Linked DNA regions of Homo sapiens: regions 1 and 2 are each linked to region 3. A link is a loop called in an ENCODE intact Hi-C map of the cell type or tissue named here. Cell type or tissue: Calu3. All regions are shown on one strand. Links, peaks and the distances in the headings refer to the core of each region. The heading gives the core; the rest is flanking DNA.

Region 1 (8,656 bases), core at 3,178-7,177, 62 kb after region 3:
GGGAATGCTTCTAGCTTTTGCCCATTCAGCATGATATTGGCTGTGGGTTTGTCATAAATGGCTGTTACTGTTTTGAGTTACGTTCCATCAATACCTAGTTCCTGGAGAGTTTTTGGCATGAACGGGTGTTGAATTTTATCAAAAGCCTTTTCTGCATCTATTGAGATAATTATGTCGTTTTTGTCATTGGTTCTGTTTATGTGATGGATTATGTTGATTGATTTGCATGTGTTGCAGCTTCATCCCAGGTATGAAGCTGACCTAATCGTGGTGGATAAGCTTTTTGATACACTGCCGGATTCAGTTTGCCAATATTTTATTGAGGATTTTTGCCCCAATGTTCATCAGGGATATTGGCCTGAAATTCTCTTTTTTTGTTGTGTATCTACCAGGTTTTGGTATCAGGATGATGCTGGCCTCATAAAATGAGTTAGGGAGGAGTCCCTCTTTTTCTGTTGTTCGAGATAGTTTCAGAAGGAATGGTAGCAGCTCCTTTTTGTACCTCTGGTAGAATTCAGCTGTGAATCCATCTGGTCCTGGGCTTTTTTTGGTTGGTAGGCTATTAATTACTGCCTCAGTTTCAGAACTTGTTATTGGTCTATTCAGGGATTTGACATCTTCCTGGTTTAGTCTTGGGAGGGTATATGTGTCCAGGAATTTATTCATTTTTTCCTAGATTTTCTAGTTTATTTGCATAGAGGTGTTTATAGTATTCTCTGATGGTAGTTTGTATTTCTGTGGGATCAGTGGTGATATCCCCTTTATCATTTTTTATTGTGTCTGTTTGATTCTTCTCTATTAGTCTGGCTAGCAGTCTATCTATTTTGTTAATCTTTTCAAAAAACCAGCTTCTGGATTCATTGATTATTTTAAAGGGTTTTTCGTGTCTCTATCTTTTTCAGTTGTGCTCTGATCTTAGTTATTTCTTGTCGTCTGCTAGCTTTTGAATTTGTTTGCTCTTGCTTCTCTAGTTCTTTTAATTGTGATGCACTTATTCTAAAATCAACCACATAGTTGGAAGTAAAACACTCCTCAGCAAATGCAAAAGAACGGAAATCATAACAGTATATCAGACCACAGTGCAATCAAATTAGAACTCAGGATTAAGAAACTCACTCACAACCTCACAACTGCATGGAAACTGAACAACCTGCTCCTGAATGACTACTGGGTAAATAATTAAATTAAGGCAGAAAAAAATAAGTTCTTTGATAACAATGAGAACAAAGACACACCATACCAGAATCTCTGGGACACAGTTAAAGCAGCTCACGCCTGTAATCCCAGCACTTTGGGAGGCCGAGGCGAGTGGATCATGAGGTCAGGAGATCGAGACCATCCTGGCTAACAAGGTGAAACCCCGTCTCTACTAAAAATACAAAAAAATTAGCCGGGCGCGGTGGCGGGCGCCTGTAGTCCCAGCTACTCGGGAGGCTGATGCAGGAGAATGGCGTGAACCTGGGAAGCGGAGCTTGCAGTGAGCCGAGATTGCGCCACTGCAGTCCGCAGTCCGGCCTGGGCGACAGAGCGAGACTCCGTCTCAAAAAAAAAAAAAAAAAAGCAGCATTAGGAGAGAAATTTATAGCACTAAATGCTATAAATTTCTCTCCCACAAGAGAAAGCAGGAAAGAACTAAAATCGACACCCTAACCTAGGCTCTTTTTCTGGGTCTCTTTCTTTCTAAAGTTTTGCTTATTTTGTTTACTGCACAATCCAACTAAAACCAAATTTTTTACATCATTTCATTTGAGAGTTACCTTTTATTCTAATAAACTGTGGAATAACTGGGGTTGGGGAGGGAATTGCTTAAGTTCATAAGGATTCTTGCAAACTTGAATGTGTCGATACAAGATTTTTTTTGAAAATTTGTAATTCCATTTCACGATCTCAACCAGAATTCATTATGTTTAAACCACCTGATATAGACTAAAACATTTTTTCAGGAGCACAATTGTAAAAAGGATGCAGAGAAATATTTACAACATTACTTATTTCTTTGCAGATTTAGTGAAAGTATGTCCTACTTTTACAAAATATCTTATTTTCCTCTCTTTTTTACACATATAATAGAGAACTAACTTTTATAAACTAAATGAGAAGGGAATACTAATTTTTAAATTATGATGTCACTTGTAGAATTTGTTTTAAAATTGATAAAATACACCTCTTTTTTTATTATTATACTTTAAGTTCTAGGCTACGTGTGCACAACATGCAGGTTTGTTACATATGTATAAATGGCCATGTTGGTGTGCTGCACCCATTAACTCATCATTTACATTAGGTATATCTCCTGATGCTATCCCTCCCCACTCCCTCTACCCCATGACAGGCCCTGGTGTGTGATGTTCCCCTTCCTGTGTCCAAGTGTTCTCATTGTTCAATTCCTACCTATGAGTGAGAACATGCGGTGTTTGGTTTTCTGTCCTTGTGATAGTTTGCTGAGAATGATGGTGTCCAGCTTCATCCATGTCCCTACAGAGGACGTCAATTCATCCTTTTTTATGGCTGCATAGTATTCCATGGTGTATATGTGCCACATTTTCTTAATCCAGCCTATCATTGATGGGATAAAGCACACCTCTTTAAGACTGCTTATAGAATGCTATGGACTCATTGGCTTGGTTTTTTATTTCCTTGGTTTCAGTCCAAAGTGTAATAAGCTTTTCAGAAAGTTTCTCCTGGATGTGTAAAGAATACCAACAGATATCAGAAAGCATCTGGCTGAAAGTTTAAGCAGGGAGTATTGTTATTCATCCAGCGAAGGTGGTAAAACTCTCCTGTATCCTCGAAGTATAACTAACTGAGAGAGAGAGGCCCTATATAAAGCCAGCTGACTTACCCTGCAATTGCTTGTCTGGCAAACAGACAATTTTTAAAGACTCATATATTTAGGAATTTTTAAATGCCATAGAATCGATGGACAAAATGATTTTCATTTATCTTAATCCAAAATCACAAGATTGATTATATACTTAGGTTATATGGAAAATCAGCATTAGAAGCATTAGTTCTACACCTCATTTGCATGACATTATTACAAGATATTAACTGTAAAAATGAAGTAAATATAATATCTGTTCACCAGATGCCTAAAACATACAACATTAGTATAGACATATAGAAGGATCTGCAAGCAACTAAACAAGTAGCGTAAATCAAAGAATATACTGATAAAGTGGTAAGTGCCTTTTGGGCTTCTTAGGTAATAAGCCCTTGTATCTGCCAGAATAGTCTAGCAAAAAATGCATTTTTTTCTTTAGCCTAGGGAAACTTTTCACAGGAGATGGAGTTTTAGGTATTGTGTAGATGATGGGAGAAATTGCTTTTGATAAGCTTCAGTGAAAAAGGAAGGGAATGTGTCATTGCAGATAGAGAGGGAGAGAAACACTGGTAGTTGGTCGTAGACTGGTAGTGGTGTAGAAATAGAAAGCAAAACCTATTGGACAAAGGAACTGAACAGATTTGTTAAAAAGGAATGAGACAAACAGATATGAAAGATAAGGAGTAAGCTGATACAGGCTGGTGAGCTCACTGATAGCAGAGTCCACCAAGAGGCATTTAGTGGTTTTCCTTCAGGGCAAAAAGTTTGAAAGAGAAAAATATGATCTCTAAATAGGGCTACTCATAAAAAATATTGACTATTAAGAATATAGATACAGTCTGTATCTTTAAGACTGCAATTTAGTACAATTTAATTTTGTTTATAGGCTAAACATTTTTATAATTTCATAGCGATTAACTTGATAAAAAAGGGAAAATTTCTTGGTCTTTCTGCCAATCTGTGTTTCTAACTGACCCTAAACAGCTCTGTTGGTTTCCTGCTCATGCATTAGAGCTTGTCCATAGCCACAAGCCCCTCTTTTCCTGTCAGCCCTGCAAAGACCGCCCCTTCCAAATTGCCTTCTCCTCTTGATGGCACATCCAAGCACTAGCAAATTCGGAATCATTTTTGACTTATCGTTTCCTTTTACCCTTTTTAATCATAGGTACAATCTTTTGCAAGTTGCTTTATCTCTCTGACCTTAGTTTTTTCATATATAACATGGAGTTAATAAAACAATATTGCCATTTTCAGAATTCAATAAGTTAATGTGTAAAAGCACACAACATAGTGCATGGCACATAATAGTTGAGCTTTAATTGTACATGTTACTTGTTTTTTCTATCTTCTCAACTGGTAATAATAACTCTACTGAATAGGTAGTAATTTAATGAAAAAAATTAAATGCATTGTGGTGTTTGCCAAAATTTTTGGTTTGTATGTATACACTGGATTACAGTTTTATAAATTTGTCCTCATGAAATTGATTGTCAGGTGTTTTCTCTTTAGTTGTTTTGTTAAAAGGTTAATTGGAGCATAACAAATGCATCACTATCTTATGTAGCTCCTATAAAAACATAAATACTTTAAAATAAATTTGAAAATTAGAGGGGCTACTACATGCAACTGATTATAGTTCTAATTTTAGTTATGAAATTTACTTCTCAACTAAGGCACAATCTCTAATTCTGTATCTGCATTGATGACTCAGTGATTTTAGAGGTTGTGAGTTGATATTTTCACATTTCTACCTATGGTAACTCATTACAGAATGTCTGATCATGATATCCTGTTCTGTGTAGCATCATAGTGGACACTTCATGATATTTCTGCTAAACCCTTTACCTGTCATAACTGTCTCCTTTCTGTTTTGCAAATTCCCTCAGCAAAGTCAAATTCAGTCCTCACTTGGTTATAAATAGCATTATAAACCATATTTTTGATTTAAATAAAGCACACAAATCTCAAAGAATGATAAAAGCATTGTTCATACTTTGTAAAACTTAATCATTGATTATAGATTAAAACTGAAACAACATGAAGGGATCAGACTCACTCACAGAAGGTTATTGAGAACCAGGAATCATAGATTTCATTCAATTCAAATTATCAGTTGTACATTGTTGCTTGTTCAAAATCATTTTACAATCCACTTTGCCCACCTCCATCTTCTTACGTTACAAAGAACTTTCATCTGCTAGGCACTGCTGATGGTAGAATGCCATGCCTTTAAGGTTTCCCTTTGGAATATAAAGTCTATGTTTTCAATAGAATTAACTGTTCGACAGAGAGAGAACAGGATTTCTGTGCAAAGATGGTACAGTGCTAGTAAAATATATAGCCCCTTTACTGTCTACATTAAGCAAGGATGATACCCTAAGAATTCTAGCTGCTGCTGTTGATGCTGCTGCAACTATTACTACTACTACTTCTACTAATCACGAGTATAGAAAAATATCTCTTTGATCCTGTGTGTGTGGTGGTAAGGTTTTGGGAGAAGCCATTATCTATGGGTGGTGGAATCACATATATTTTAAAGTCTTTTCGACCATGTTCGTTTTCTAATTTTTCTCAAGTAAAAGATTCTTCTATACTTTTAAAAAAATTATAATTTAAAAAAAAATCTTATTGGACTTGTTTAAATTATCAGATATTTTTCAGTTATGTAATTGGTTTCTGGCATACATAGACTTTTATCATTTGCTCTGCTTTAACATACCTTCATCAGTTTTATAAATACAGTTCGAAAGGATTGTTCTAAATATATATAAAGGGAAAACTTCATTTGAAAGCAAAATCTGTATTTGGGATATTTGTTGTCTTTTTTGCCTTCTAAAGGGCAATCTAGAAACACTAATATTGATTGGTTATTTTGTTTCATAATACTTTATAGCTGATTCTTGGCAAAAATGGTTGATTTCTCTTTCATTGTAATACAATAATAAAAAAGTTACTCAGAATTTCTCCAGTGTTTTAAGAGCTGTCCAGGTTGACATCCAAAAATTTAAGAGAGCGTTAGAACATGGGATATCTAATTGTTAATTGAGACTGGAATTATTTCTAATAATCTTAGTTGTAAATACTAATATCTTATTAGTCTTCTTATCTTTGCTGGTATAAAAATGGTTGAAACATTTGAAATTATTTTCTCAGTTACAGTTTTGCCCTGTGTAGAAGTGTGATTATCTAAGAAGTGATTTTTTTTCAGATTTCAAATATGAAGTGTTGTTTAATACTAACATATAGTTACAAAGACTATCGTGACTATTTTTGGTGTTCTTGATTATGATTTAATACTTCATACTTTAGGAAAGACGATTTAGTTCTAAATATATTTATAAGTGAGTTCCTAATTTTTTGTGTGCTGTAGACTTCTAAGCTATTGATATAATTGAATGTTAAGCATTTTCATTTTTTATGGCTTACTACTTTAATGCAAAGCAGAATAAAATACTAATTTATTTCTTACCCTCAGATGATGTTGTGCTGATGTATATTTTCCAGTCTTGTCATAAGCTCACAATTACCTACATAATGGTCTTGAACCAAACGATTAAATGGAAGACAACATTTCTGGTCTTCCATTTTAATTAGTGTGGTGCAAGACTATTATGTAGGTTTTTGTGTAAAATGTGGAATGTGAATCCTCAACTCTTTAGTCATTCTTCCTATTAGATATTGAAGCAAAATTTAAAATATGCCATTTGACTAAAGATATCAAAGTGCTTTATAAAGATATTACAATGTACCTAAGTCCTGTTTTAGAGCACCAGAGAGAAAAATAGAAGCGCATAGAAGGAATAAATTCAGTTGCACATTTTGTATTTAATCCAATGACTCAAAAACATGGGCACATATTTACCAAATTAAACGCTTTCATCAAACATCTTCTTGATCATACCATAAAAGCCCCCAAAGTTTTTATTGGTAGCATTGCTCTGATTAATGAAATGAGCTTCAGTGCAAAAACTTGGGCTGTTAGAATACTTACAAAACCATTATTGTCCAGTTCTATAGCTGCTACCCTAGTCCCTGGCTCTCATCTTTTTATACCTGGTTTACCACATCAGCATCCATGCTGAGAACCATGCCTCAGTCTTGCACTGCTCAAATACATTTAGTCATGAACTTATTTATTCAGCAGACCTTTGAGGACCTACAATGTGCCAACAATTTATTTAAACAATATTTGTATATTTTCCATCCCCAGGCTAGGACTTATAGTCCCCAGTTGGTTATCAAATCTAAACTAAACTCAGCCTAAAAATTTAGAGTTCTCCAAATCTCACTTATTCTTGTTCTTTCATGCCAGTCTCCTTATGGTAACATTCATTCTTAGCACAATGTGTGTCTGTTCCCACTTCTTGTCCTAGTGCATCATCTTTCCTCTTCAAGGATGTACTCCTTCTCCTCCTTAAAATTTTAAAAATCATAGCTAAAACTACCCTGTGAGGTGTGAGGTTTAGGTTGGTGTAGTCATCTGACTTGGATCATTCTTTTTATTCTGGATCCTGAGAGTATCTAGAGGAAATTGCGTATTCTGGTTAATGAGTGGCTTATCACATACTGTCTTAACAACACTAAGCACTCTTTATTCAGTAAAAGTTCACACCATAAGAAAATATATTGTAATGTATTTAGTGCTTCTTCGGTGATATATAAGGTGTTCTACTTAGAAATTTAGATTTGTAGGAATGCTGGTTAATAGAAGTTTCTAATATTTACTGTCTTCCATATTTCCTGATGTTTTGTTTATTTTAAGCTATTTTAAATATTTTGCATTTCATATTTTTAACCAGGCAGTATCTCTGTTCCTCATTCTGAACACCCAATATGGTACTTTGAACATAATAGGGTTTCATAAAGTGCTTGATTCAGTAAAAAAAAAAATTGAACATCTACTATGTTCCAGGCATTTTGCTGGATTTCTGGACTACAATCATGAAAAGACAGTCTATTCTCTCAGCCTGCTTATAGTCTAGTGGGAAAGATAGGTTGACAGACATCCCTAATATAGTATAAGTTCTTGAATACAGGTAAATACAAGAGTATAGAGTACCTAGTCTCTTCTAGGAGTGTCAAGCAAACTTTTTTAGTAGAAGCAGCCTCTGCACCAAGGAGGGAATTAGGAAATTTTAGTGCCTGATAATCTCCTTCAGTCTCCTAAATTATACCAAATGAAACAAAGTAACAGTGTGTGTTTGCTATGGGAATACACCTGGAAGTCAAATATCCAGCATGCACTCCCTAAAGAGTGCCACCCTAAACCTTCCCATGTAGGAATGCCAGCGCCACCTCTGAGAGGAAGGGATGGCTAAACAGAGGCAAGCAGCAGACAAGAGCAGGAGGATTCCTGCAAGGGGAATATGAACAAATACCCAGTGGCAAAAACAAAACAAAACACCAAGGGGAGTTGGAAGAAGTCATTTTCCAAGGCCAGAATGTAGATTTGTTTGGACGGAGTGGATGGGGGGATATAGGCACAGTCTTTGAGCTGCAGAAGAATGCCAGGAGCCAGGTCTTAAAGGATTTTAAATCAGTGATTTTTTAAAACCTTTATTTTCTTAACAGTAGAATTCTTAAGAATTTTAAAATTTTAACTTTAGCTCAATATTTAAAAAATAAAAACAGAACTAGTTTGGTTTTGATGTTGTTTAAGGTTTATTTTGCTGTGCGTTTTGGTGGGGTGGTAGAAGTGTTAGTTTCCTTGGTTGCTTGCTTCTCTCTGTACTCTACTGAGGTTAGGAATTGTGTTCTAGAGTCACATCATGTTACTAACTGGGGCTTTGTGTTCTGACTGGTAGTAGCAATAGGTTTCACCCTTTGTGATTG
Region 2 (8,656 bases), core at 2,557-6,556, 130 kb after region 3:
AATACTATAAGTAATACATGTAAAGAATGTATCAGTCACTATCTAAGCCTTGAAGCAAATTGTATTCATCCTTCAAGATTCAGTTGAACCTACTCTTTGGAATCATTTTCAACCAGAGGTGGTGTATGATTTAGAAAAGATTGAGCACATGGCTTCTAGTCTTCGCTGTACCATCTCTTGAGTTCCACTTGTACATATGTAAAATGAAAGCAATGGGCCAGATGACCCCTGAGTGTTGTTTTATTTTTTAGCTCTACTTATAAGGGAACACTTCCATTTGCACTAAATATACTGTATGAATGTTTAAGTATTTCTGGGTATCTTGAGTATTCAGAGGTGGCACTAATGAAGGAGTGTAGGCTTTCCCTGCAATGTTGAACCTTGGTGTACATTTTGTCCTCTTTAAAAAACCAATCAAACAAATTTGCTACCTAGAATACAGTGTGTATAGGTCTTTTGGTCATTAGCCTTATAATAGGTAGTCATTTAAAATATTTTCCAAAGTTACTTAGGTAATTTCTTGTTTTCCATACCTCATTCATAATAGTTTTATTACTGTTGGTATTGTATTTTTCATTCTCCCTATCTGCTGGATGATTTAAATTATTTATTTTTTGAGGGAATAGGAAACATTGCCATAGTTATATAAATAAGCTCTACAAAAGGGTGTACTCAGGGAAGTATCAATCCTCCCCCTATGCCTACTACCCTGTTTCCATTCTCCTTCCAGTTATTAAATTTGTCATAGAGATTTGGGTTGTTCTGAAACTACTTAAGTGTATACTGGGATATAACAAGTAAGTAAATATGTTTCAGATAATAAGACCCAGATTTCTCACCGTAAGATAAAAGGCTAGTGTGTTCAGGGCTATGGTGTTCAGTTGGAATTGGAAGTATCAGTATGAACTTATGGTTCTGAATATATATAAAAACAGATAAATATGAAAATATAGATGGGGTATGTTAGTGTACATACATATATTTCCAAGCCCTGCCTACTAACAAGACATGAAAGCAGTGACACCCAGTAGTAGTGAACATAGATAATACCCAGATCTAGGATTTAAATACCATTCTCCAGTAGAAGGTACTATGCCGCCTTGGAGAAATGGCTGATTCTATATCTAGGGCAGGGAAAATGGAAGATGAGCCTAGAATAGTAAGTACACATAAATAAGTAAAAATAAATTTCAGGTGCAGCGGCATGCACCTGCAATCCCTGCTACTCAGGAGGCTTTGTAATCCCAACTACTCGGGAGGCTGAGGCAGGAGGATCGCTTGAGACCAAGAGTTTGAGACCAACCTGGGCAACTTAGCAAGACTCCATCTCAAAAAATGAATGACTAAATGAATGAATGATGAGAGCATGTCAAAAAAACACAGGAGCCAACTTGAAGGAGTTCCCAATAGCCAATTCTGGAGCAATTTTAGCAGCAAAATAAATAATGATAGCATTATTATAATCCAGAAAATAAAAGAAATATCCATCCATCTGTATTGATATAAATACTTAAACACCTGGGAGGGAAAGGACAGGTCTTCCTTACAGTAGAAATCCAATTATAAATTAATAAGTAAATATGGAAATGGAGACTCACCATTAGGCAAATATCATGGTAATAATTGTTTAAAAGAACTATCAATGGATATTAAAATAAGTGGGTGAAAGTGTCATGAGAAAAAAGATTTTTTGCATAATTTTGAAGTATTTTCCCAGAAGATAATTAATAATTGCTAAGAGAAACATCACAACTGGTGTGGAAAAATAAACCTGGCAGGCACCACCTTAACCAGATGATCAATTACAGATGATAATATCACCAGTAATAAGACATAGTGACATACCATGTGCCACTAGTGTGGTATATTGACAAGGGCACCTATTGCTTTAGTTCTGTTTTTGCTCAAAATACATCACCTCAATCTAATAATTAGAAAACATCAGAGAAATCCAAGTTGAGGGGCATATGACAAAATCAGTGCCCAGTACGCTTCAAAAGTGTCAATGTCAAGGTCATAAAATACAAATAAAGACAGAAGCAACTTGTCAAAGACAAACAGATTGGATTATCAAATTTTGGTAGAGGTTACAGGAGGTTATGGACACATGATACAGTGTAGCATACTAAATTGGCTCCTGGGCCAGAAAAAAAAAAAAAGGATTATTAGTGGGGAAACTGGAAAAGGGCAAATAAGGTCCCTAGATAAGTTAATAGCATTGTATAATGTTAATTTTATATCTTTCATAACACTGCTGTGATTATGTCATGTTCTCTTTAGGGGATACTGGTTAAAGGGTATACAAGAATGTTGATTTTTTACAGCTTTTCTGTAAGTCTGAAATTTTTCAAATTGAGATACTTTGAAAATTTCTGATCAAAATGAAGCAAAATCCTTTCCTTGGGCTTTGTTAGTATGTATTACCTGAAAAAAGTTGGAATTTTCAAAAATATTTTAATAAGCAGTAATAAAACAAAAGGAAAAATATTGGAATATAATAATAATTCAGTTTACAAAGTGCATAGTAGGTCAGAGGATCATTCCTAGATCTCTGACTCTTGTCCCATTCTGTTAGCCTAAAAGAATGTCAGATATCTTGCCCCAAAGGAAAGTTTTTTGTACTTTTCCTGATCTGCCTCCATGTTGCAGAGTGCCAGCTTACTTCCGCACATTTCAGACCTGGTCGCGATACCTTGAACTTCAGGGGCAAGGATAAATCAGGCTAATTCTGCTTTCATTAGGCTTTTCTGTTCAGGCCTGGTTGGGGTTTGAGAGAATATGCCTCTTCTCTAAAACACTGGAGGACTGGGAAGGCTGGACACAATAAATTAACAATCAGTGGCAATCCCACATTTCATATATTGGGTAAGAAAAATAATACTGAGTGTACCTGTACAGACCTAATGCTAATTGCTTTCCCAAATATTATTTATTTTCATACTTAGAATAGCTCTGTGAGATAGATGTTGGCTCCTTTCTAAAAATAAGGAAAATGAGGCTCAGACAGGTTAAATATCTTGCCAAGATGGTACATTAAGTAATGGAAAGCCAAGATTCAAACCCAGGTCTATTTGATTCCAAAGCATGCTATTCTTTTTTTCTTATAGGTCCAACAGAAAAATACATATACATTAAATATGATATCCATACATATAATAGAGCAGTGCAGAGGTAATTCTGTCAGTATCAATGCCCATCCATATAGAAACATCTTAAGAGAAGTTACCATATCATATATTCTTTTTAATTTCCCATGGCCTCCAATAAGGTAGAATCCGGTAATTACTACATTACTGGTGATTTTCAGATTCATAGTATCTGATGAAAGTAAAACAGCAAAAAGAAAAAAATATTGACCTCTGCAGGGCAATCTTATCTGTAGCTAGCTGGCAGATTGCTGTTATCTTCATTCTTCTCTCTGTTCTATAAATATTTAACCACCTGTATTGGTTTTCTGTTGCTGCCATAACAAATGACAACACACTTACGATTTAAACAACACAAATTTACTTTCTTTTGGCTCTGTGGGTTGTGAGTCCATCCCAGGTCTCACTGGGCTAAAATCTAAGTGTTGTATTCCTTTCTGTAAGTTCATGGGGAAGATTCATTTTCTTCCTCAGATGGTGGCATAGTCAGATCCTTTTGATCATACAAGGACCCCATTTCCTTGCTGGCTGAAGGCCATTCCCAGCTTCTAGAGGGTACCTGCATTCCTTGGCTTGTGACTTCTTTTCTCTAAAGCCAGGAAAACAGGTCAAGTTTGTTTCATATCGTATCTCCACTCCTGCCTCACTCTCTTTCACTTTTAAGAGCTCGTGATTAACTGGCCCACCCAAATAATCCAGGATAATCTCCCCACCTTGAGGTCCATAATTTTAATCACATCTGCAAAGTCCATTTCACCATTTAAAGTAATATAGTCACAGGGTCAGAGTACTAGGATGTGGACATCTTCATGGATGCCTTATTCTGCAGACCACAATGTAAAAAAAATCACACAAGTTCATAAACCACTGGCTAATATTAATAATCATAACTATACTGAGCAGTTTGTGTCAAGTAATGTTCTAAATTGTGTTTTATATATTAATCTAATCCTTGCAATACTGTAATGAAGCAGGTTACTTAGCCCTATTTTATGGATGAGAAAAAATAAGTACAAAAGACATTAGGTAATTTACCAGAGTCACTGATAGTAATTATTATCTGTAATTTCAACCAGGCGGTCTGAGTCTGTAAACTATGCCATTAACTTCCGTACTATCATAAGTCACTCAGATGATTCAGGACTTCGGATATTTTACTTAACTGATTAGGGTCAAAATGTTTAGCAAGCCTATACTGTATGTGGGCTGGTTATTCTTAGTTTTTACGGTAAATGAATATTTTTTTCTTGCTGGCTGACAGAAAAGGAATGATAATGAGGGTACACAGATGACTGAAATTGAATGTTATTTCCTTAGATTATTTTACTCATTATCACTATTGTATAAGAATATGTCACTGTTTGTTATATAAGTTCCTTCAGAACAACTTAGAGAAAAAATATGGTAATTAGGTTATCATGTAATCCAATGACATACATCTCTGTTGCAGCACTTTTGCAATGATGTTGTAATTCTCTGTCTCTCTCTCCCCCAACCTTTGTTCTTTGATGTTAGTGGTCTTTCCAATTTTGTATTTCAACATCTATAGAGTTTCTGGCTGATGGATCCTCAAATAGTGAATTGGATGAATGGATTAGTTAATTAATTAAATCATTCCTATAATTGTCAATCCATTTATACCCTGCTCTTAAAATTTAATGAATTAATTTGAGGTGAAAATGTTTCAGACAAGATGATCTTCAAATTCTACATGTAATAAAGATAATTTTAAGAGTCTCAAAACAATTTGTATATTTATAGAATCCCTAATAATGGCCATTTGCAGTGTGCTAAGCATTGGGCTAAACGAGAGCTCAGTATTCACAACAATCCTGTGATGTAATGCTCTAGTCGTATACATGTGGAAACTAAGGACTAACTGAGTTGTATCACTCCCCAAAGTCTACTCACGGACCCAGTAGAGCCAATGTCTTCACCTAGGAATAATTGACTCTAAAGCGTTTGCCCTTATCCACTGCCTCATTTCTTTTTATTCCTAAAGTAAAACTACTCATAAGATTTCTGGATCTGATTTCTGTACTACTTGTGGATTGATTAAATACAAAAACATTATTGTGTATTATTATCAGTTGGTCTTTCAAATAACTGAGACCAAAACATTAAAATAGTTTTAAAAATCTGTAAACACTCCTATTCTTCTGGATTTCTACTTACAGAATTAGCACCTAGAACTAGAAAAGTAAGTTTCTTTTTTTTTTCTGAGTGTTAAGACCTCAGGAAATATTTTTTTAATTAACATACTATAAAATTGACTTGATATTCATTTATTTGAGCTTTAATACACACACACACAAACAGACACACACATAAGTGTATTCATGTAGCAACCATGACGATCAGGGCACAGAACAGTTCCATCATCAGAGCACTATCGTGCTACCCGTTTTTAGTCACATTTTCATTCTACCACAAATCCTGGCAACCGTGATCTTTTGCTATCATTTTCTCTTCTTGAGAATGTTATAAAAATGAAATCATACAACATGAAACATAATCTGTGTCACTCAGCATACAATATGAAACATTTCTATTTCACTCAGATGTATTCAAGTTGTTGCGTGTATCAATAGTTTGATCCTTTTTATTAATGAGTAGTATTTCATTGTATGGGTGTGCCACAGTTTATCCATTCATTAGTGGAAGGACATTTGGGTTGTTTCCAATTTACGGAGATTATGAGTAAAGTTGCTGTAAACATTAGTATACAGGTTTTGGGGGGTGAAGTTAAGTTTTCATTTCTCTAGGGTAAATATTTAGAAGTGTGATTGCTGCATAATATGTTGTATATATTTAATGTTTCAAGAAACTGCCAAACTTTTCCAGAGTGGTTGTACCATCCCACCAGTAATAAATAAGAGATGATCCACTTTCTCTACATGGCCACAGGCATTTTGTTTTATCAGATATTTTTTACTTTAACCATTCTAATAGGTGTGTTTTCATAACAGGTTTGGTTTTCATTTGCATTCCCCTAATGGCTAATGAAGTTAAACATTTTATCATGTGTTTATTATGTCCTCTTCAGTGAAGTGTCTGCTTAACACCTTTTGTGTATTTTCTTTTCTTTTTTTTCTGTAGTGTTTTTTTTTTCTTTTTTTAATTATACTTTAAGTTCTAGGGTACATGTTCACAATGTGCAGGTTTGTTACATATGTATACATGTATTTTCTAGTTGAGTTACTTATTTTATTAAATTTTGAGAGTTCTTTAGAGTTGTAGTAAAGACTACTGTAGCTTGTCTTTTCATTCTCTTATCCTAGTCTTTCACAGAACAAAAGTTTTAATTGAGATTTAGTTTATCACTTTTTCTTTTTATGGATCATGATTTTCATCATGCTTGGTGTCATGTGCAGGAACTCTGCTTAACTCCAGATCATCAGGTTTTTCTCTTTGTTTTCTTCACCTTTTTATTAGGGCTTGTTGTATTTTGACCTAATTTTTTTATAAGATGTTAGATTGAGGTGAAGTTTCATTTCTTCAATATGGATGTCCAATTGTGCCAATACTGCTTGTTGAAAAGACTATTCTTTCTCTATTGAATATATTTGCATTTTTGTCAGAAATTAATTGTCTATATTTATGTGGGTCAGTTTCTGGACTTTGTTCCATTCTGTTGATCTGTACATCCATCCTTTTGCCAATACCACGTAATCCTGATTACTGTAGCTTGATAGTAAGTCTTAAAATTGGAGGATGTTATTTCTCTAATTTTATTTTTCAAAATCATTTTGGCTATTATAGTTCCTTTGCCTTTTCATATAAATTTTAGATAATCTATTTATATTAAAAATAATCATGCTGAAATTTTGATTTGATTTGTGTTAAATATGCAGATCAATTTGGAGAGAACTGACTTCTTCCTTAAAGTGTTGAGGAGTCTTCCAATTAATGAACATGGTGTGTGTTTACATTTATTTAGGTTTTCTTTTTCTTACATCAGTGTTTCATAATTTCAGAATACAGATCATGTACATAGTTTGTTAAATTTACACCTATATATTTCTTCTTTGGAGATAAGAACTGTGAATGGCTTGAAGTTTTTTTCTTTTAATTTGGTTTCCAGTTCATTGCCTATGTAGACAGTCTTGTTTTCTGCAAATAGGGACATTTTTATTTCTTCCTTTCTAATGTGTATGCCTGTAATTCTTTTATTGACTTATTGCAAGACATCAAGAGAGGTGATAACGGACATTCTTGGCTTTTTCTTAATCTTGAGAAGAAAGCATAGTCTTTCTCCTTTAAGTGTAATGTTAACTGTAGGTTTCTTGTAGATACGCTTTATCAAATTGAGTAACTTCCCTTCTATTCCTGGTTCGCTGCAAGTTTTCATCATGAATAAATGTTGCTTTTTTTCAAATGCTTTTTCTGCATCAATTGAAATGATCATATGGTTTTACTTTAATCTGTGAATATGGAGGAATGCACTAATCAATTTCAAATATTGAATCAGGCTTTATTCTCTGAAAAGCCTCACTTTATCATTTTCTTTTTGTATATTGCTAATATTTTGTTGAAGATTTTTGTGTCGATGTTCATAAGGTATGTTAGTCTATAATTTTTTTTCTTTTTCTTTTTCTTTTATTTTCTTCGTACTATTGTCCTATGGTTTTGGTATTAGAATAATCCTGGCCTTAAAAAAAATATTTAAATTGGTGTTATTTCTTCTTTAAATATCTGATAAAATTTGCAAGTGAAAGTTGGTCCTGGAGTTTTGTTTTGCTTAGGAGGAAGATTTTCTAATTCAATTTAAAAATATTTACAGGAATATTCAGGTTTTGTATTCATCTTGGATGTGTTTAGTGTCTGATTTTCAAGGAATTTACTTATTTCACTTCTTTAGGTTTATGTTTACACAATTGTTCAGAGCATTCCTTTATATCCTTCTAATATCTGCTGGTTCTACAGTGGTATTCTCTTTTCATTCCTGATAGTAGCAATTTGTGGCTTCTTTTTTTGCTTACCGATCCTACTACAGTTTTGTCCATTGCATTGATCTTTACAAAGAACCAGCTTTTTGTCTCACTGTTTTTTTTTTTAATTTTATTGCTTTTTGATTTTTATTACTTCTTTCTGCTTGCTTTGGGTTTATTTTGCTCCTTGTTTACTGTTGTTTTAATACACAATTCAGAATTTTGATCTGAGACCTTCTTTTCTAGCACAAGCATTTAATGCTATAAATTCCCCTCTATACAGTGTTTTAGGGACACTCCACAGATTTTGATGTTTTTTATTTCCCTTTTTGATCCATAGATTCTCTCTAAATCAGTTTATTAATTTCCAGTGTTTTGGAGATTTTCTTATCTTTTTCCTATTGACATCTGGTCATTATGATCATAGAACATACTTTATAGAATTTAAATCCTTTAAAATTTGTTTTGTTTTATGATCTTGGAAGTGGTGTGTCTACATGAATATTTTGTGTACATTTGAAAAGAATGTGAATTTCGTCATTGGGGTGTGTTCTATAAATCTATAAATGTTATTTGGAT
Region 3 (8,656 bases), core at 2,821-6,820:
GGTGGAGGTTGCAGTGAGCTGAGATTGCACCATTGCATTCCAGCCTGGGTGACAGAGTGAGACTCGGTCTCAAAAAATAAAAAGAAAAAAGAAAAAATAGAGTCCCATAAAATTATGTCAGATAGACACTCCTCCTGAGACTTAGGGATTTTCAAACCATTTCAAATAGAAAATGAAAGTGTAAGGAGACAAGTGTGTAACTTTCCAAAAGAAGTTGTGTTCTGTGTCCGTTTTAGGTTACAGAATGACTCAAGCCAAAAAAAAAGTATGTTATTCATTCATTTACACAAAATACAAAATATTTTCATTATCTTCTGTTATTTGTTTAAATTGATAAAATTATATTTATGGTGTACAACTTTATTTTTTGATATATGTACACATTGTGGAATGGCTAAATCAAGCTAATTAACATATGCATTACCTCACATACTTTTTGTTGTGAGAACACCTAAAATCTACTCTTCACAATTTTCAGGTGTACAGTATATTAACTGTAGGCCTATGATTTACCATGGATCTCTTGAATTTATTCCTCCTGTTTAGATGAAATTTTGTATCCTTTGACCAACATTTCCCCACCCCTTCTACACCCCAGCCTCTGGTTACCACCATTCTACTCTCTGCTTCCATGATTTAGACTGTTTTAGATTCCACGTATAAGTGAGATCATTGGCATTTCTCTTTCTGTGCCTTAGCTTATTTCACTTATTATAATGTCCTCCAGGTTCATCCGTGTCGTTGCAACTGACAGGATTTTCTTCTCTTTGAAGGAAGAATAGTATTCTGTTGTGTGCGTATACTACATTCTCTCTATCAGTTCATCTGTTGATGGATACTTAGGTTGATTCCATATCCTGGCTCTTACGAATAATGCTGAAATGAACAGGGGAGTACAGATACCTCATCAACACACTGATTTCATTTCTTTTGTATTTATAACTATTGGTGAGACTGGTGGATCATATGATAGCTCCAATGTTAGTTTTTGAGGACCCTCCATACTGTTTTCCATAGTGGCTGTACCAATTTACATTCCCAGCAACAGCGTACAGGGGTTTCCTTCTCTCTGCATCCTCATCAGCACTTGTTCTGTTTCATCTTTTTGATAATCACCATTCTAACAGGTGTGAGGTAGTCTCTCATTGGGTTTTAATTTGCATTTCCCTGATGATTAGTCATGCTGAGCACTATTTCATATACCTGTTGGCAATTTGTATGTCATCCCTTATGAAATGTCTGCACCCTTTGCTGTTTTTTTATTAGGTTTATTTATTTTCTTGCTATTTAGTTGCTTTAGCTTTTTACATGTTTTGGATACTAATGTCTTATCAGTTGTATGGTGTGTTTTCAAATATTTTCTCCCATTCTGCAGGTTGTCTCTTCACTCTTGATTGTTTTATTTGCTGAGCAGAAATTTTTAGTTTGATGTAATCCTATTTGTCTATTTTTGTTTTTGTTGCCTATACTTTTAGGGTCATATTTAGAAAGTCATTGCCCATACCAGTGTCAGAGAGCTTTTTCCCTATGTTTTCTTGTAGGAGTTTTATAGTGTCGGGTTTCATGTTTAAGTATTTAATCAATTTTGAGTTGATTTTCGTAAATGATGTGAGATGAGGGTCTAATTTCATTCTTCTGCATGGGGACATTCAGTTTTCCCAACACCATTTATTGAGGAGACTGTTTTTTCCCCATTGTGTGTTCTTGGCATCTTTATTGAAAATCAATTGACCATAAATGTGTGGTCTCTCTATTATATTCATATTTTTTAAGTAAATTATTTTATGATGAGAAAGGTGGCAAAAATTCTGCATTATCTTTGATATGTAAGAAAAGGCCATTTGGGCACAGATTGGACCTGATTATTTCTCTTTTCAAGAAGCAAGTACCTTATCTCTATTCTTATTCCAAAGTGATTTAATCTCTATTAATAATTTAGGCAACTAAACATCATTACTGATTGTAGGAGAAATCTGAGTCTAGTCTGTCTATACTGATCAAGAACCAGGACTACCTCATGGAGACTTTGGTAAAATAAATCTCAACAGCACTCACCAGATGAATAAAGGTTTTCTTGAACTAGTTTAAGATACTTGGTTATCAGTTGAACACAAATAGTAATAATTTAAGGTTTCATGAATTGACATGTCTATAATTAGCTTCCTAAACTAAGAATAACAAAAAATGAGTAGTTTGTTAATTCCTAATAGCCTGTGATGAAAGTTATTATCTGGGGTTTTTTTTGGGTCTGTTTTAAAAATTAACACTTTGGCTCTGATTATAAAATTTATAAATTGGAAATTGAAATTACTGGATAAAATACAATTTATGTTTTAAAAACATTTTCAAGTGGAAAAAATTACAGCTTGGCTGAATAGTGATAATTTTCAAACTAAGCCTTTGAGTTCACTATTTAGAGTTCTCTGATAAATTGTTAGAGTTAGAAGTAGTGAGTTCATTGCTTGACTGAATAAATAATTCATATGGCACAAAAGCAGCTTTTTCTTTCTCTTCAGTTCCCTTCTCCCCCATTATGTTCACTTTCTCTCTTGTAAAAGGCTCCTTTGCAGCCAAATAGCAACCTTGTGTGAATATGCAGGGACTTGGGCATAGTTTCAACCTCAGTGTTAGCTGAGTATCTGGAGTCATGGAAGAGAATTAAGAATCTGTCTTGAATGTATATTTTCTAGTAGCAACTGAAAAGAAATATAGTAGTTGTAAATTGCTAGACCTTACTCTTACGGTACAGTTGCTCTGGAAATCTCTTTTTAGCAAAATAGGATTTTATTTCTGGATATAGAATCTTTCGTAGTGTCTGCGTCAAAACAAAATTAAGTTTTAAAATTGAGTAAATCATTTATTTTTTCTAGTTTTTTCAGAAATGCTTTTTTACTAGACTAAATAACTTTTCAGCATCAGTCTGATAAGCATAGAATTTTCAAAATTCTTTACTTGCTATTTTAGAATTCTTTATTTTCTAAGAATTATGAAGACTGTATTAGGTATTTATGTGGACTTCCTTTTTTTCCTACCTTTTATTATAGCACCAAAATTGGAATTACGCTAGATTATTTTCTCTCTGCTGTTTAAATCATAAGAGACTCTTTTATTGGGTCAGGGCAATTGTCTTTCTAGCACAATAATCTTCTTTGATAATGTCACTACTGGAAATTATGTTTATCCTTCATAAATTAACTAATCCTTATTTTTGTAATAAATTATCTGATATCCTTCAGAGGTTATCTAAAAATATTCCTTTAAGTCTGCATGTATTCAGCATATTTCATGGTATAACAAGACTTTTACAGTTGTATAACAGAAATTTAAAATAAGGCAACGGACTGTAATCCAGACTTCTGTCAACTGGAAATTTTTATGAAGTAGTATTTTGCTGGTATACTGATACTTCACCAAATACAATGTTTATCTTTAAAGAAGTTTCTAAATAAGACAAAACATTATGTTTAGTAAAATTCAATGTAGTATGTTTTACTGTATACTAATTCTTTATATAGCCCATAATCATAATACATAGGCTATATAATACATGTAAAGCATATAATTCATAATACATAGGATACAAATCAAATATATGAGCTTTATTTTGATATAATCAGACTTTATTCTGTTACCTATTTGCCTTTCTTTTTCAAACTTTTAAGCGTTGCCCTTATTTTCATAAGACTTAGTGTTTCACTCAGTATTAAATTTATCCAAAGTCATTGTGATTTTATGAAACATTGTGATTTTAAGTGCTGAACCATGTTGTTTTTCAATGTAAAATGAGTGTAACTTTTAGTAATTATTGAAATTTAAGCGTTACTGTGATTTTCCATAATTCTATTTCGGTAGTCACAAAAAAACAAAAATTTGGCTTCTTATTGGCCCTTCTAGTGCCAACACTGGCATTGTTGAAATACATTTCTAAGGAAGATGGTGAGTGTTTCACTTCATTAGTAGCTGCATGACAAGCCACCCCAAAGTTTAATGGCTTAAAACAACAGTAATTCATTATTTCTCATAATTTTGAGAGTTGACTGAGTGAGTCTTCTGCTTTGTGTGGTCTTGGCTGGGGTGCTAGGAAAGAGGGCAGTCCACAGTGGCCTCACTTACATAGCTGGCAGTGGATGCAGGCTGCTGGCGTGGAGCACAGTTGGGGGTGGCCTGGGTGCCTCAGCTCTCCTTAAGTGTGCCTCTCTGTGAAGTTAGTTGGGCTTGCTTACAACATGGTAGCTGGATTCCAAAAAGAAATGTTCCAAGGGCAAAGAAGCTGCAGCCTTTTAAAGGGCCATATTTAGAAGTTACTTAGCATTACTTCTGCCCATTCTGTTGATCAAAACAAGTCACAAGGCCAGCCCAGATCAACAGGAAGAGAAATAGGCTTCATTTGTTAAAGATGGAGTAGCAAGATTACACTGTAGAAGAGCAAATGGTTTGGGATGTATTGTTGCAGCCATCTATGGAAATGCAAACTACCACAAGGAAGTGCAGTTTTTGCTGAGCATGGGTATTTGCCATTACCACATTTCAGAAACTGGTATAGTCAAGCACACATGGATTTGACCACTGGATTTACACTAGGGTCACTTAAGAGCTATCAGCCACTGTCTTCTCATCTGTATGACAGTAGTAGTATCAACCTCACAGGATTGACAGTTAAGTGAGATAATTTGGAAGTACACAGCGTAGTGCTGGAAATTCCATTACTCCCATCCTGTTTCTTTTCCCATGTCCCTCATGTTTAATTTTTATATTTGTGATTATAATACTTAAAGGTATGTTTTAAAGATAAATCATAATTCATCTAAAGTCTTTGTCTTACCAAGATAGTTCAATAGTTCCAATCTGAATAAAGTTTATAACATTAACATAATTTATAGATCTTCTAATACAAGCATCTGTCTAATGCTAGAATTCTTTATAAACCACTGTATATAGGCTACTCACAATGTAATGAGCTACTAATTGGTAGAAACAAGTGGCTATTTGCCATAGTTCTACATTCTGTTCTACCTTCTATTTTGCAGAAAAATCTTACAGCTTTCCTAAGCCATCTTTTTAGGTCAATTCCAGAATTTGTTTATGATCAAATTGACAAGTACCTAGCCAAAGAGATTAAGATACTGAATCAGAGAAAGAAGTCTAAAGAGATAATTTTCCAATGATCATTTCTAAAGAAGGAATAGAGATAAAATATTTTAAAACAGGTACTGAATAGTCACAGTCAAAGGTTTGATTATGAGTCAGCTTTGTTGGTTTTAGTCTCATTAGTCACCAGCACCACCAACCTGTCATATTGGCAATACATAGTTTTGGTCACCAGGAGAAGGAGTCACAGAAAACCAGTACTACTACTTACAGAAGATTAACTGAAAGCACATGTCCTGATTTGTTCTTGAAGATAAGACTGAGGTGAATATTGCTTAAAACAGTATCAGCAAAATACAAAATCAAGTGAAATATTACATTGAATATAATAATTGAAAGAATGAGGATAGACACAAAGAACTTTTGGATGCTAGTGATTAGATATTAGAATTAGTTTCTCAGAATATTTTAAAGAATTTAACAAATGACAGTGTTATGAATTATGTGGGCAGTGCTTAAAGTGGGAACAGAGCAAAAGAAGTGGATTTAGTTTTGTCAAGTCTGTCTGTTCAGCGTTAGGGGGAACATTTTATTTCTTCTGAAACAATGATATTGGAATCCCATTTCATCTTTTCATTTTCAAACACTGACTTTATAAGTGACTTTGGGAGAAGCTTTTAAGTTTTATATAAAGCACTTTTTTTGTACTTAGCACAAAGTGGGCACCTTTAAAATTACCTGTTTGTATAGCAGTTAATTTAAAGAATATGTTCATGCATATTACTATATTTTCTCGATTCTAAAAGCTCATCAATTGTAAGGCACATTCTTTGATTTCATAACAACTTTTTAATGTCTCTTTTTGGAAAAATAAAACACTTTTCTTGGGGGAGGAGGAGAATTTTTCTAAGGATTATTCTGAATTCCTTTGGGCCATAGGCACTGTAGCAAATGCTGCTCTTCCTGATCTTTAACACTTTTAGGATTGATAGTGTCGTTCTGAGCCATGTCCAGGAATTACTTTGGCGAGGTTTCCATTTCCTATTTAATTAAAATTTTTTTACTAATTATATTACATTTCACTAGAAGTTAAATAACTTCTCTTGAAAGTCATCCAGAAGACTTTAACAGCCAGATATTTGGTATCTGCTCAGAATTATCACTTGTGAAACCTTCATTAAACATAATTCAGCCACATGTCACAGAAAGTTCTGCATGTATAATAACTTTTTGTTTCAATGCTGCATTATAGTGATCTTTAAAAGACATTTTAAGAGGTAATTTAGGGATTTCAAATTAAGTTAAAATTTAGCTGTGCATAGTTCTGTTGATGCTGATAAGTGAACAGAAGGTAAATTCTTAGTCATGTCTAAGTTCACACAGAGATACAATAATACACGTGGGTGTAATACAAAGCATTATAGTATTTTGTATAGTATCTCCTTTGTTATTAAAAGTTCTTTTGATATCTTTGGTAAGACTCCTATTGATTTGAAAAATGTTACTGTGAAAAAAATGTGCTTTAAGAGTTGAGAAAGTAAATTATTCCTTTTTTTCTCTCAGCAGCTGTTTAAGGAAGACAGAGCAGGCATTGGATAATATTCTTATTAAGGTAAAGAATCTGGGTGTTTGAGCCCTAAAGTCATACAGCAAGTAGTCCACCTGGAATCATGAACCAGGTCTTCAGGACTTCCAGATATTTGTGCTGTATACTATGCTGCATTTTCAACAATAATTCATTTATCTGTGGGTTTGATTTAATGAGACTCATTTATTCAACAAATATTTATTAAATGCTATTCTTGCCAGTCATTGTGTTAAATGATAGTGTAACACAGTAAACAAGACAGATATCTTTCCATGTCCTCACGAAACCAGCAGCTTTGGAACTAAACAAATAATTATAACTAAGATGAGCATTAAGGGAGAAATTGTAAGATGATAGGAAAGAATATAACAGGCGGACTTAACCTGCTCTGGGATGGTGGGGGAGTGTTGAATGTGAACTGAGGGTAGGACATGAGAAATAACTTTTGGGCTGAGATTGGAAGAATCAGCATGAGTTAGCTTAAGCCTAGGAATTAGGAGAAGGGTTAGGATGGAACATTGCAGGCAACAGAAATAGCATCTACAAAAGTAAAAGGAAGAACTGAAAAGATTCCAGTGTGAGCGTTGAAAAGAAGGATAAGTAAATGTAGAGAAGAATGTAGGAAAGAGATTATGCATTCTTCAGGATTTTTTGACCTATATCCTAAGGGATATTGGGAAACCATGGAAAGGTTTTAAGCATCGGGGTATGCCATGATTAAATTTTTCATTTGAAAATCATGAGTCTGACTATAGTATATATAGAAGCATTGTTGTTAGATGCTATTTCGGTAGGCCAGGTTGGAGATGATGGTTACAGCAGTGGAGCTGGAGAGAAGGGAATAGATTTGAAATTTGGGATGTGAACAAAGCCTTGTATTTGACAGAAATGTAAAACTATTAATAGTATTGTTATTGTTCCACCTATAGAATCTGATTATAAGATTATCTCTAAAATACTTTCAGGTAACTTGTACTTAATGTTAGGAGGAAGTGACTATATTATAAATATAATTTAGAAAACATCGTTCCTTAAAAAATAATTTTTGAATTGTGCTAATTCTTGTTATTGTTTGACTTCATTAACTAATATAGGGAGTATAGGGAGAACTTAGTTTTAAAAGATAATTTGACTTCCTGATTTATACATAAAACACATAAGTAATTTTGGACATATATGATGTGTATATATATATATATATAGTGCAGGTCATCTTGTTTACACCACTTATTAATGAATATCAGATTTGGAAGGTGACTCTTTAGGATTTTCCTATTGGTTGATTGATTGAAACTTACATGAAGAATTTAACCCTTTTGTTTCAAATAGCTTTCTATTAAGAAACACTTTTTTCATGATTATTCAGAGAATTTATTGCTGGATCATTGGCTCTAGAGATAGACTGCTGGTTAAATTAAAAGATGCCGGAGGAAACATTTTGGAAACAGACTTCACAGAATTCCTTATGAACTTCTGTACTTTCTTAACCAATCTTATTTCTTTCATGTACCTATGGCTGTTACTAGCCTGTTGTATCAGGGATACCATAGTCAACTACCTATACGGGCCTTAACTATAAAGAATTAGGCCATTTAGGGAAATAATAATGAGACTGGGGCTTTAGAGAATTTGTGCTCATCTAACTGAGTAGAGGGACAGCTAATATTCTGCTCCATCTGATGGTGATCATGGGAGTATTCAGGCTGATTGTTACCCAATATTTCAGTTTTTCCAAAGGATCCTAAAATACAGATTTTTATGTAAATTAGTTGGTAATTAATTTAGGTGTTTTTAAGATACTCTGTGACAATAACTCTACAGGGCAAAATCGACCTGTTAAATATATTTGGCCCATAGGCTGTTGTTTTATAGCCTTGACCATATAGAAATCTTCAATATCTATTTAAAAGTAAGAGGTCAAAAGTATTTCTAGGAAAAGTGAATGCCAAAAGAAGGGAGGAAGGGAAGGCATAAATGAGA

Evidence for each region. A loop is a pair of places that touch in the nucleus more often than their neighbours do. Peaks named below come from ENCODE experiments on the same cell type or tissue, not always from the same donor. Only the 100,000 strongest peaks of a DNase experiment are listed, where the experiment ranks them.
Region 1: it touches region 3 in a loop (5-fold over the local background); 1 of 110 quality-filtered maps calls a loop at or near these places.
Region 2: a loop joins it to region 3, with 2.0 times the contacts of the local background. A loop is called at or near these places in 1 of 110 quality-filtered maps.

What each region holds. Positions count from the first base shown.
Region 1 is chr10:31,410,097-31,418,752 of GRCh38, forward strand. The region is part of intron 1 of ZEB1 (zinc finger E-box binding homeobox 1); the gene reads left to right. Among named protein-coding and RNA genes, the nearest start is that of ZEB1, 95 kb to the left of the region's middle. In Calu3, for the core only: no CTCF peak of the experiment used is centred there; no DNase peak of the experiment used is centred there.
Region 2 is chr10:31,480,328-31,488,983 of GRCh38, forward strand. The region is part of intron 2 of ZEB1 (zinc finger E-box binding homeobox 1); the gene reads left to right. Among named protein-coding and RNA genes, the nearest start is that of ZEB1, 170 kb to the left of the region's middle. In Calu3, for the core only: no CTCF peak of the experiment used is centred there; no DNase peak of the experiment used is centred there.
Region 3 is chr10:31,348,493-31,357,148 of GRCh38, forward strand. All of the region lies in intron 1 of ZEB1 (zinc finger E-box binding homeobox 1), which reads left to right. Among named protein-coding and RNA genes, the nearest start is that of ZEB1, 34 kb to the left of the region's middle. In Calu3, for the core only: no CTCF peak of the experiment used is centred there; a DNase peak (open chromatin) is centred at 5,289.